Linked DNA regions of Homo sapiens: region 1 is linked to region 2. A link is a contact called in ENCODE Hi-C or POLR2A ChIA-PET data. All regions are on one chromosome and are shown on one strand. Each heading gives the region's core, a stretch centred on a gene start or an enhancer-like site at or near the end of the contact. The rest is flanking DNA. Distances are from core to core; before and after follow the strand shown.

Region 1 (5,784 bases), core at 1,855-4,354, 52 kb after region 2:
TATTTAATAAATGGTGCTGGGAAAACTGGCTAGCTATATGTAGAAAGCTGAAACTGGATCCCTTCCTTACACCTTATACAAAAATTAATTCAAGATGGATTAAAGACTTACATGTTAGACCTAAAACCATAAAAACCCTAGAAGAAAACCTAGGCAATACCATTCAGGACACAGACATGGGCAAGGACTTCATGTCTAACACACCAAAAGCAATGGCCACAAAAGCCAAAATTGACAAATGGGATCTAATTAAACTAAAGAGCTTCTGCACAGCAAAAGAAACTACCATCAGAGTGAACAGGCAACCCACAGAATGGGAGACAATTTTTGCAATCTACTCATCTGACAAAGGGCTAATATCCACAATCTACAATGAACTCAAACAAATTTACAAGAAAAAAATAACCCCATCAAAAAGTGGGTGAAGGATATGAACAGACACTTCTCAAAAGAAGACATTTATGGAGCCAAAAAACACATGAAAAAATGCTCATCATCATTGGCCATCAGAGAAATACAAATCAAAACCACAATGAGATACCATCTCACACCAGTTAGTATGGCGATCATTAAAAAGTCAGGAAACAACAGGTGCTGGAGAGGATATGGAGAAAAAGGAACACTTTTACACTGTTGGTGGGACTGTAAACTAGTTCAACCATTGTGGAAGTCAGTGTGGTGGTTCCTCAGGGATCTAGAACTAGAAATACCATTTGACCCAGCCATCCCATTACTGGGTATATACCCAAAGGATTATAAAACATGCTGCTATAAAGACACATGCAAACGTATGTTTATTGCGGCACTATTCACAATAGCAAAGACTTGGGACCAACCCAAATGTCCAACAATGATAGACTGGATTAAGAAAATGTGGCACATATACGCCATGGAATACTATGCAGCCATAAAAAATGATGAGTTCATGTCCTTTGTAGGGACATGGATGAAGCTGGAAACCATCATTCTCAGCAAACTATCACAAGGACAAAAAACCAAACACCGCATGTTCTCACTCATAGGTGGGAATTGAACAATGAGAACACATGGACACAGGAAGGGGAACATCACACTCTGGGGACTGTTGTGGGGTGGGGGGAGGGGGGAGGGATAGCATTGGGAGATATACCTAATGCTAAATGACAAGTTAATGGTTGCAGCACACCAACATGGCACATGTATACATATGTAACAAACCTGCACGTTGTGCACATGTACCCTAAAACTTAAAGTATAATAATAATAATAATAATAAATAAATAAATAAAATAAATAAAATCATACAGACCCAGACTATGAACATTTTTTAAAATAAAGAGTCTACCATATACTTTCTGTAAAAAATTAGGGTATGTTTGCAAACCTGAAGTACAAACCAAAAATAACATCACACATTTGCACCTGTACATTATTTTACTATAGAATCAAAGTGAACTTTTCTTAAATAACTGAATATTCTCTACAAACCAAGGCCCTAAGTCTCATACAGTCTTAAAAGTATTACTTAAATGTCATAGCAATATGTTTTGAAACCTAAAGAAATTTAGAACAATCTGTTAAAAGCTAATCTTAACCTGTTACTGTAACTATGATGTAAAAATGAAGGATAAGAGAGTTGGATTTTCTAAAGTTATGCTGGTCATTCAATACCAAAAGATCCCTATTTTTATTTGCCCTGTTGCTTTAAAATAAGTATAGTAATCTGTTCCCAAGAGCTAAAGCACATCAATGCTGGAAGATTAACGAGATACGATGCTCTGAGTACTCCAAGCTCTTGATATAAAGGTCTGATGGACTCTATGTTCATGTCAGTGTCTCACTTTAGTAGAGTTCACATGCACACACATGGCTCTAGGGTGCCTAGGTTTTAAATAAGAAAATAATTTGGCCACTCTGGAAAACCAGAAAAAATAACTTGAATTTTTAATATGTAACTCAGTTTTTTATAGCACTTCTAGTTTCCGCTTACTTTCCTAAACTTTATATATAAATCTAAAATAATATAATTTAGGGCATAAAAGCTCACATATATAAATCTAAAATAATATAATTTAGGGCATAAAAGCCCACATATATAAATCTAAAATGATATCATTTAGGGCATAAAAGCCCACAAATATCTGCTGCCTACATCTCTTACAAGAAACTACTATCTTGAAGTGTAATTTAAATACAAAAGGTCTTTTGCCAAAGTCTGCGTTTTCACACACACATAAACATTTACCTGACACTGAGGCTACCAAAAGAACCACATTTAGAGGAAGGGGGAAAGGGGATGGTGGGAGGGCATGTGCAAAATGCAAATCTGGCACTTGGCATGGTCTCAATTTGAGAGGCCCAGGCAGATTGGGATGTATGGCTTTGTTCCATCAAAAGGTCGTTTGAAGCACAGTATTTTATTTTTATAGTAGGGTATTGAGTTCTGAGGTCTCTGATACACCCCAGGGAACCAGCAAAAGCTAGTCTCAACCCTGTGCCAGCCCCCTGCTGGGTCACTAATGAAGATGGAGAACTGTGAGTGCACCCATATAAAACACAGGAAAAGGCGAAAAAGGACTCCGAGCTGGGTCCGTTCCTTTTATTCCAGAGGAGCAACCTTTTCTGTACTTAGAGACTAATGAGTCATGAACAGGAGAGGGGAACAAATCACACAGTACATTACCAGGAGGGACAACACCGTCAGCCTTTGTGTTCAGTAGCTGGTTCAGTTTTCAGAGCATTTCCCAGCAAGGACCAAAAGCAACTTGAACAAAGGAAACAGCAGTTAGATACTTGAACTGTCTCCATTAATACTCCAGAGAATTGGGTGCTTCAAAGTTGGAGTGACTAATGAGAGTGGGGAGAGGATATAGGTAAGGGGGCCCAGGAAAAAAAAATAATGATGGCTTTATATTAAAAGTTCATGAAAAGCAGAAAATGATGAGAAATTTTTTTTAAACTTGTTTTTCAGAGTTGTTATTTTGAAAGTTCTGTCCTTTCTAAGGACATGAGCTCTGATCCCTCCACAGACTTTTAAACGGAGAACAGAAATGAAGCATAAGAAGGTATTTCATTTTCCATCCTCACCACTTAATTAGGAAGGGCATTTAAGGTGTTCAAAGTTTTAATTGCCTTCTCCTCTACCCCAACCTCCTTCTTCAGTTACGCCCATACAGCAACTGAGCCAAAGCCAGACAGACATCTGAAGCTTCTCTCATGCAGGAAAAAACACCAGCACAATTACCCCAGACACCATTTATTTCTCTCCCCCACTTCCTTCATCCCCCGCCACTCTTTCCATCTCAATCTCCCCCCCACCTCTCTCTCTCTGTCTCTCTCTCTCTCTCTGTCTCACACACACGCGCACACACACACACACACACGATCCCATAACACTGCTAGTACACAGAAAGCTTTTCTGGCATAATTGATAGCAGCAAATGCTGCAACATGAGAAAGTTTCCAATAATCTGAAAGAAAGGAAGAAGATGAAAAAAGAGGGAGAAAAAAATGAGGAGTTATTAGACGAAAGAAAGAGAGGTTGAAACAGCTAACTCTCTCTATTAAAAAAACAAAAACCTGAGACACATTCATGGAAAATGACAGCGATCCAAATTGGTCACGGTAAAAAAGTAAGTAAGTAAATTTGATTTATTTCCATATACCTTAAAAAGTCTAGAATTTTATCTCTTTTCTCTCTATTTACTATGATAGCATGCAGGTCAATAAAAGACGTTTTAGTAGGGCCAGGACTGTAACAAAACCTTTGTCCTTACAAAAACTTATACCAAAGACATCACCAATAATAGCTCTTAGATTCATGGAGAAATGAGATCCTTGATTTTGATCTGGAATTCTAACAATAAATTCTAACAATAAGTGCTCACTTAGGGCCCTAGAGTAGTAAATAATAGTTATTATTTTTATTTAAATAATTATATAATTATATATAATAATATATTATATAATTATATATAATAATATATTATATAATTATATATAATAATAAATTATATAATTATATATAATAATAAATTATATAATTATATATAATATATTATATAATTATATAAATAATATATTATATAATTATATAAATAATATATTATATAATTATATATATAATAATTATATAATTAAATATTTAAAAATATTATTTTTAAGTCAATAAAATAATTATTTTAAGTCAATAAAAATACTATCAGTTCTTATTTATTTAATATCAACAATGTAATGGTACATATACATGACCTTCAATTCTAACCATGATGCACATTAGGCATTACCAGGTAATGTTACAGAGAGTAAATGACTCTGTAACATCCTCACAGGATGTTCAAGGCCCCATAGCTCAATCACCGATGGAGCCAGATTTTTTTTCTGGTTCCACAGCGAACTTTCTTTCCGTTAAACCACAGAAGAAAGTGAGCTGTTGTCAACCCTTTAACATTTGAACAGAATGGTTTTCTAAGCATAATACTATAATAATCCAGAGTTTTCTACAATCAGTAATCCATCATATAGACCAGTCAATCATGATGAATCATAATGGGAATGATATCTTTGCTAATTAAGGTAGACTGGCTAGAGGTACTTTGACAATGGGAAAAGTCTCCAGAGGGTCTCAGAACACCCTGCTACTCTGATTATTAGACTAGAATTAGGCCCCAAACCCAAACTTAATCCATAGGTTCAGGGTCCAATTCTGGTATATGCCAGCTACCCAAAATAAAGAGCATTATCAAATTAATGGAATCTCTGGGGATCAGTGGACCCTAGGGAATCAGAAATAGTATGGGCTGTCACAGGCATCTCTCTCTCTCTTTTTTTTTTTTTTGAGATGGCGTTTCACTCTTGTTGCCCAGGTTGGAGTGCAATGGTGCAATCTTGGCTCACTGCAACCTCCACCACCTGGGTTCCAGTGGTTCTCCTGCCTCAGCCTCCCGAGTAGCTGAGATTACAGGCATGCACCACCACACCCAGCTAATTTTGTATTTTTAGTAGAGATGAGGTTTCATCATGTTGGTCAGGCTGGTCTCGAACTCCTGACCTCAGGTGATCCACCCACCTTGGCCTCCCAAAGTGCTGGGATGACAGTCATGAGCCACCGCGCCTGGCCCCAGGCATCTTTTAATGCCTGCCATTCTGAACTTTCAGGAAACCCCAGAAGTATTATTCCCTCAAGAAGCCCCCAATATTAGAAATTAATCCTAACAGAATATGCCTTTCTCATCACCAATAACATCCCTTGACTTTGGAGGGTATCCATCCTAAGATTAATTCTCCCTGTGCTTTGGATTCATCCCATCTCAAGTTGCCCCATTTTCTCCACTCTCGTATCAACCTCTATCCTTGACTCCTTATCAGCATTTAAATATACTCAAGCCCACATGCCCTCCCTGCATCCCATACAGAAAGGGGGCAGGGAAGTGATGGGAAGGGGAGCGCGTGGTCCCTGGCGAGGGCTCTACCCCCAGACCTGGGCCCACAGGCCTAGGTGAGTATAGGCACTTCTGCCTTGGTGCCCAAATGTTGTATTTCCCAATACAGCCCTGGCCCATCACGCCCCCCATCCTGTGCCTATAAAAACCCCGAGACCCTAGCAGGCGGACACATGGTGGCTGGACGTTGAGAGGAGCACACGAGCCGAGGAACACACGGGCAGCTGGACAGCGAGAGGAACGCACTAATAGGCACCAGCACACCGGCAAGCCAACAACGCGGAGTTTGGCTGGGGCAGTCGTTGGAGAGCCCCGGCCTCTGGGCGGCCCAACTCCAGGGGAAAAACTTCCCACTCCATTCCCC
Region 2 (5,466 bases), core at 1,254-3,753:
TGTTCTGACTCTCATCAATAATTTGCATATAAGTTTGGTAAGTAATTATCCAAAATGTGTGGTCTCCAAAAAGAGAAACAAATGTGGAGGCACAGAACAGCACTCAGAGAAAAGACCCAAACTAAAACCAAGCAAAACACATGGCATTAAAAACCATCTTCATAAAACTTAGATTCCTACTTTTACTTATTACATATAATTATCACTATTATTAAATCATGACGATCATGCTGCTTCCCAAATAAACTATGGCCTCTGTTTATCCTGTCATGTTGATTTACAAAACAGCAAGTCAATTTTAGGCCTTGGAGATGTCTTCTAAATTAAATTAAGCATGGATTTAAAATATTATATTTCTAACTCAAGGAACAAATTTAAATATAGAAGATAATATTTTCATTTGAAAGAAAGAAAAACATAAAGAATGAAAAGTTACTTGCAACAAAAGTAAACCTATATTATAGAAATCATTTCATAACTTTTTTTGCCAATGGAAATAATTTCTGATATTGACAGAAATCACATACTCAGAAATACGTAACCCTTAAAGGGCTTAAAAGAGTCTAACTCTGAAAAGGAGTTTGAGAGTGGAGGGGTAGGTAGATGTAAATCAATCTGCATGTAAGGTCATAACAAAGCAATCTATCTTCTTTCCTCAAACTGTGGTTTCCTTTACTCTAAAAAATTTTTTCTTCCAGTACTATAGAAATCATGTCATATGACATTTAAAAAAAAAACACTTCATTAACTAGTAAAAGTTAAATTAACTAGTTTTTCCTTCTTTATATTCATTTCAGTGTAACAGATAGTCTTTAATAGCTTTACCAAGCATCATTTAATTCTGGGAATAAGGAAATTAAAGGATGCTTCTGACATAAAAGCACTCAAAATTAACTGGGGAAACCAACATATGAATGGAATGACCCTGAGTCATAAGTCTTGTGATAAAAGGTACTTTGAAAGCACATGGGAGGGGCTGCAGACCAGCCTGGGAAGGTCTAGGAAGGCCAAATGAAGAAGATGACACCTGAGATAAAGGATAAACATGAGTTAGGCAGGTTAAAAGAAAGGAGTCCTACTTTTATTATGCTTTATGTTTTCTTATCTAACATACTCATTTCATAGGAAATTTGATCTATCCCATAAAACTTTCGAAGGAAAAATGACATCATCATTGTTGTGTCGAAATAAGATTAACAAAGAGTACCAAACATACTGAATATCAAAAAACAAAGACTTAAACCAAATAATAATGTTAATGTAATACCCAAACGTCAGAAAACACAGCAACTTTTCAGCGTTGTCACACGAGATTTGTCTACTCATATTTATGTATTACAGAATACTAACTATATGCAGGACATTTTGCTAGTGCTGTAGCAGATGCAATCATGATTAAGCTGGTCTCTCTTGCCAGGGAATTTATCATTTTGCTTTAGTAGTATATTCTTTCCCATGCAGAGAAAAAGCAGCAATTCTCAAAACTTTTAGTCTTGGGTTCCCTTTAAGAATATAAAAATTATTGAAGACCTATAGAGCTTTTACTTGGGAGGATTATATTTACCATATTAGAAATTAAAATAGATGAATTTTAAAGCATTTATTTAATTCATTTAAAACTAACACTAATAAACTCATAACATCTTATCATAAATAACATTTTTATGAGAATGACTAGATTTTCTAAAACAAAAAATGTTCATGAGAAGAGTGGCACTGTTCTGCATTCCTGCAAGTTTCTTCAATGTCTGACTTAATAAATGACAGCTAGATGGTGACTCTTGGCACAGTAACAAGGGTGACCCTATGCTCAACTTGCTTCGACAGTCCCGGTTTATTGCTGTTATCTCAGAGTAATTATTAATAGAGCCCCTTTACTTTCAAAAATATCCTAGTTTTGATGATAAATTATATGGTCACCTTGACAATACCCAGTTCAGAGTTTGAACTATAGAATGCCACTTTGCCCGGTTGTTTCAAATTGATTGGAATATAACCTATAGATTGAGTGCTATCAATTAACCAGATTTGCCTAACCTCTAGACTAATAAAACACTAGTCAAAACCTGGCACATTAATTCACACCATCACCAGAAATTGAGACAACTCAGTAAGACAAGAGACTTCTTTGAAAAAGTATGAAATCTACCAGACCTAACTCTGTGAGCATGGCAGGGGGTATGAAGAGGACTGCAAAAGAAATGCTGTAAATTCTGATTAGTGAACCTTGAAAGTGACGTGAATTTGGCTTTGCATCCCAAGTGGCAGAGAAACCTCAGCAGTTATCCAGCACTTTTAGAGAGTAGGGTAAAATTATAAGAACATTTTTATGAGTTGTGGCTGGCAAGCCCTGGCCTGTTAAAACTCTTTAAAAACCAATGCCTTGGTGGAGGTAACATTTACTGTTTACTGTAGCTGTGGTTGTTAGGGGTTATTGCTAAGGTCCTGGTTTTCCATGACATCAGCAGCATTCCAAGGGAAGTGTGTGTCAGTGACTTTCAGTAATGACTCCCTTTTCCAAACGTTCAAATCTTCTGCCAAGCTGCCCTACACCTGCACACCAGCTGAGTTGCAGGAAAAGGAAAAGCAAGATGGATTAAGTGGGATTTTTGTCTGGGCTCCTTAATGAGACTAAAGGCTTTTCTTCCTTCAGTGTTTGGTCTTGTGTAATAAATTGATGCCAACTCCTTTAGGAGTGACATGACTCATCCTTAACTTTTTATAAACTGATCTGATTATCTGTCATGACCTCTCTCTGTCATATTCTGGAATCGCCTTTTGAGAGTTTTCTTCTGTAGAAAAAGTTTAGGGCTTAATGAGACGATCAGCATGGCATGCCAACCCTCTGGCAGGGTTTCTCAGGGAGGCACCTGCTGCTCCCCAAATTAGCAGGAAGCAGAAGCAGTGAGGAGACATTACTGTGTGGCTGCTTCAAGGGTCACCTGGCTTTCAACGTTTCAAACCAGATGTGTTCTCTCAAGATGGCAGCAGCAGACCTCATTCTAGAGCCTGTCCTCGCCAAAAACAGGGATCTGGTTAACCTTATCTGAGGGTGCCTAGTGCCCACTCAAAAAGCCTGTGACTACTATCAGGGCCAGTGCCAATTGTACACTTTTATGAGACCTTTTTCCAAAGGCTTAAAGTGTTTTACCAATATTAACTCATCAGGAGTCATGGCAACCCTCGAGTAGAAAACTGGCAAATATTGGTTCAGGTGGGAGAAATTGTGGGATGGGATTGAGAAGAATCAAGTACTCTGCTAAGAGTGAGGCAGTGGGAGTGCTCCCATGCCCCACACTGCCACCCCTTAGGTAATTTATCCCTTTCAGGGCTTCTTCCAGTTCTGCCTAGGCTAGATGAACCTGCTTTTTTTTTTGTCTCAATCAAAGGGTTTTGAAAAATAAGCACTGCTGTTAATAAGGCAAAGCCTGAAGCTGTCAAAGGAAAACAAGAACAATTTTATACAAAGACACAAAGAACTGTCCTCTTAAGAGTTTTGATAAAAGAATGATTTATGTATGCAGTATCTGCTTCTATGACTGACACAAAGTACAAGGTTCAATCTTTCTGTACCTCAACTTTCTCATCTATACAAGCCAAAAAAAAAAAACCATTTAGAATATCTCCAGAGATGTTTTGAAATTTTAGTAATAAATGTTTTGAATTGCACAGAGATCTTTGAAGGAGGATCTCTGAAGTGTTGAAAAGTGCCCTGTCTTATAGTATGTTATAGTTCTAGAGGAAAGTCCTTTAATTACTGGTATATATGTTAGGAAATAAGGATAAATTCATGCGGTTTCAAGTGATTTTTAAAAATAAAAGCTGCTATAATTACAAAAAAAAATCATCTTTATCTTGCAGAAACATTTTTTTAAAAGTGGTAGAGGCAGGTTCTTCCATAGTATATGGCATCCACAGATAACACACTAATAAAGATGGCTACTTTTCCCAATTTCTCTTTGACTTCATCAAAAAGGAATTAAACATGAAAAAATACTAAAAGAACCATTCTCATTCAATCATAGATTGAATGAAGATAGAAAAGCACAGCTCTTAGGTTCAACTACTGAGTTAAGCTATAAAAGTCTGTTCAGTGTAAGCTCACATTGAGTTTTGAGCCTTAATTTCCTTGACTATTTTTTAAAAAGATAATTTTACAATTATACCTTGTTAGCAAAAGATTGGGCCAATTAGGAAATAAGTCTTTCAATAGACTTCCTGGTGTGCAGAATTAACAAAGTTATCCCTGACTAAATTCCACAAATCATTTTCATAAATAAATACATAAATTAGGGAGCAGAGAGAGAGACAGATACAGAGAAAGACAGAAAAGTTTTTATCCAAAATGCTTAAAACCCAAGAAAAGAGAATTTTTTTTTAAGTTTCTTTTCTCCTTGAAGAGAAAAGATTTAATGAGTTACTAATCCCCTCAGTAAAGTTCTTTGGTAATTGCCCTATTTTAAGCCACACTCATTTTGCTAGGAGCCTTTGCTGTTAAAAGATGTTGTTTTATTATGTGAAACTACACACAAAAGCAATGTAACAAAACGGTAAAATGTACTTCTGATTTTGTTATGCTACCAACCTATACTTACCCAGAAATTTTAACTGCCAAATGTCTTTTATTTAATGCAGACTTCATCTTTCACCACCCACCCATTACCACATGAAGTAACAACATCATTAGGAGTGGAAAACTCTGGGAATAACAACCTGAGCCCTGGAAAAAAAAAATACTAAATGGGAATCTGCCTGCAGCTCTGCAGATTTTCAAGCTTGTCCTGGCTTCTTGGGTCTGTAAGCTAGACTTTTGTGCCCAGACTATGGCTGGATGAGCAAGGCAAGCTCAAATCACACCCTGAGGGCTAGGAACAGAACACACAGTCTACAATCCTCTAAAGAGTTTTGAGAGCTTGCTACAGAGAATCCTTTCTCATTGGCCCTTGGTGATGTCATGCCCATGTCTCCAGGGCCCAGGAAATGCACCATGACTAATGGAGCGCCTCATCTGTGAATACACATTCCTTCTCAGAGGAGCAGCAACAGGCAGTGTCAGGGCAACGAAGAAGGCCCAGTTAGGGAATGCCAGTCAGTCATGCAAAAAGGGCTTCAGTAGTTTTGAAATAGACTGCTCTTGTTCACCTTCTCAGAAAACCCTCAGCAATTGCATGAACACCTGTGGACTGTAGTTCTTTAAAATGTGCATACCTTTTTGCCCCAATGAATAAAATTGAACAAGTATTCAAAGGCATATATTTAGGGATGTTCATCATAATATTGTTTATAATGGCAAAAGACAGTAAACAAATGTTCAACATAAGATTTCGATTCATTTATGGTGCATTCCATGTGGATTCCATGCAACTATTAAAGATAATGATGGTATTAATAGAATTGGAAAGAGGTTAACAGTGTATTAGCTTTTGTAGTCATTAAAGAACACTTTGATTTTAAAATTCTCAAGAA

The links. Hi-C counts contacts between places; a loop is a spot of excess contacts on that map. ChIA-PET counts read pairs that join two places held with the same protein, here RNA polymerase II (POLR2A). Pooled maps may share reads with other maps.
Region 1: a map of Calu3 shows a loop between it and region 2 (2.9-fold over the local background). The contact joins two enhancer-like sites. A Hi-C loop is called at or near these places in 1 of 168 maps with a recorded cell type or tissue (Calu3) and 2 of 50 pooled maps. POLR2A ChIA-PET finds 5 or more read pairs at or near these places in 6 of 52 experiments (A549, AG04450, HCT116 and 3 more).

The regions. Positions count from the first base shown.
Region 1 is chr14:68,086,168-68,091,951 of GRCh38, reverse strand. The region is part of intron 7 of RAD51B (RAD51 paralog B); the gene reads right to left. Among named protein-coding and RNA genes, the nearest start is that of RAD51B, 270 kb to the right of the region's middle. RefSeq lists an enhancer at 5,144-5,694. Within about 2 kb of position 3,104, at least 5 of the 41 ENCODE cell types and tissues checked have a DNase peak (open chromatin) inside an H3K27ac peak, as active enhancers do; they include HCT116, where a contact is called at or near this core.
Region 2 is chr14:68,137,413-68,142,878 of GRCh38, reverse strand. The region is part of intron 7 of RAD51B (RAD51 paralog B); the gene reads right to left. The region is part of intron 2 of LOC105370546 (a long non-coding RNA gene); the gene reads left to right. Among named protein-coding and RNA genes, the nearest start is that of RAD51B, 320 kb to the right of the region's middle. RefSeq lists an enhancer at 4,245-5,229. Within about 2 kb of position 2,503, at least 20 of the 41 ENCODE cell types and tissues checked have a DNase peak (open chromatin) inside an H3K27ac peak, as active enhancers do; they include HCT116, where a contact is called at or near this core.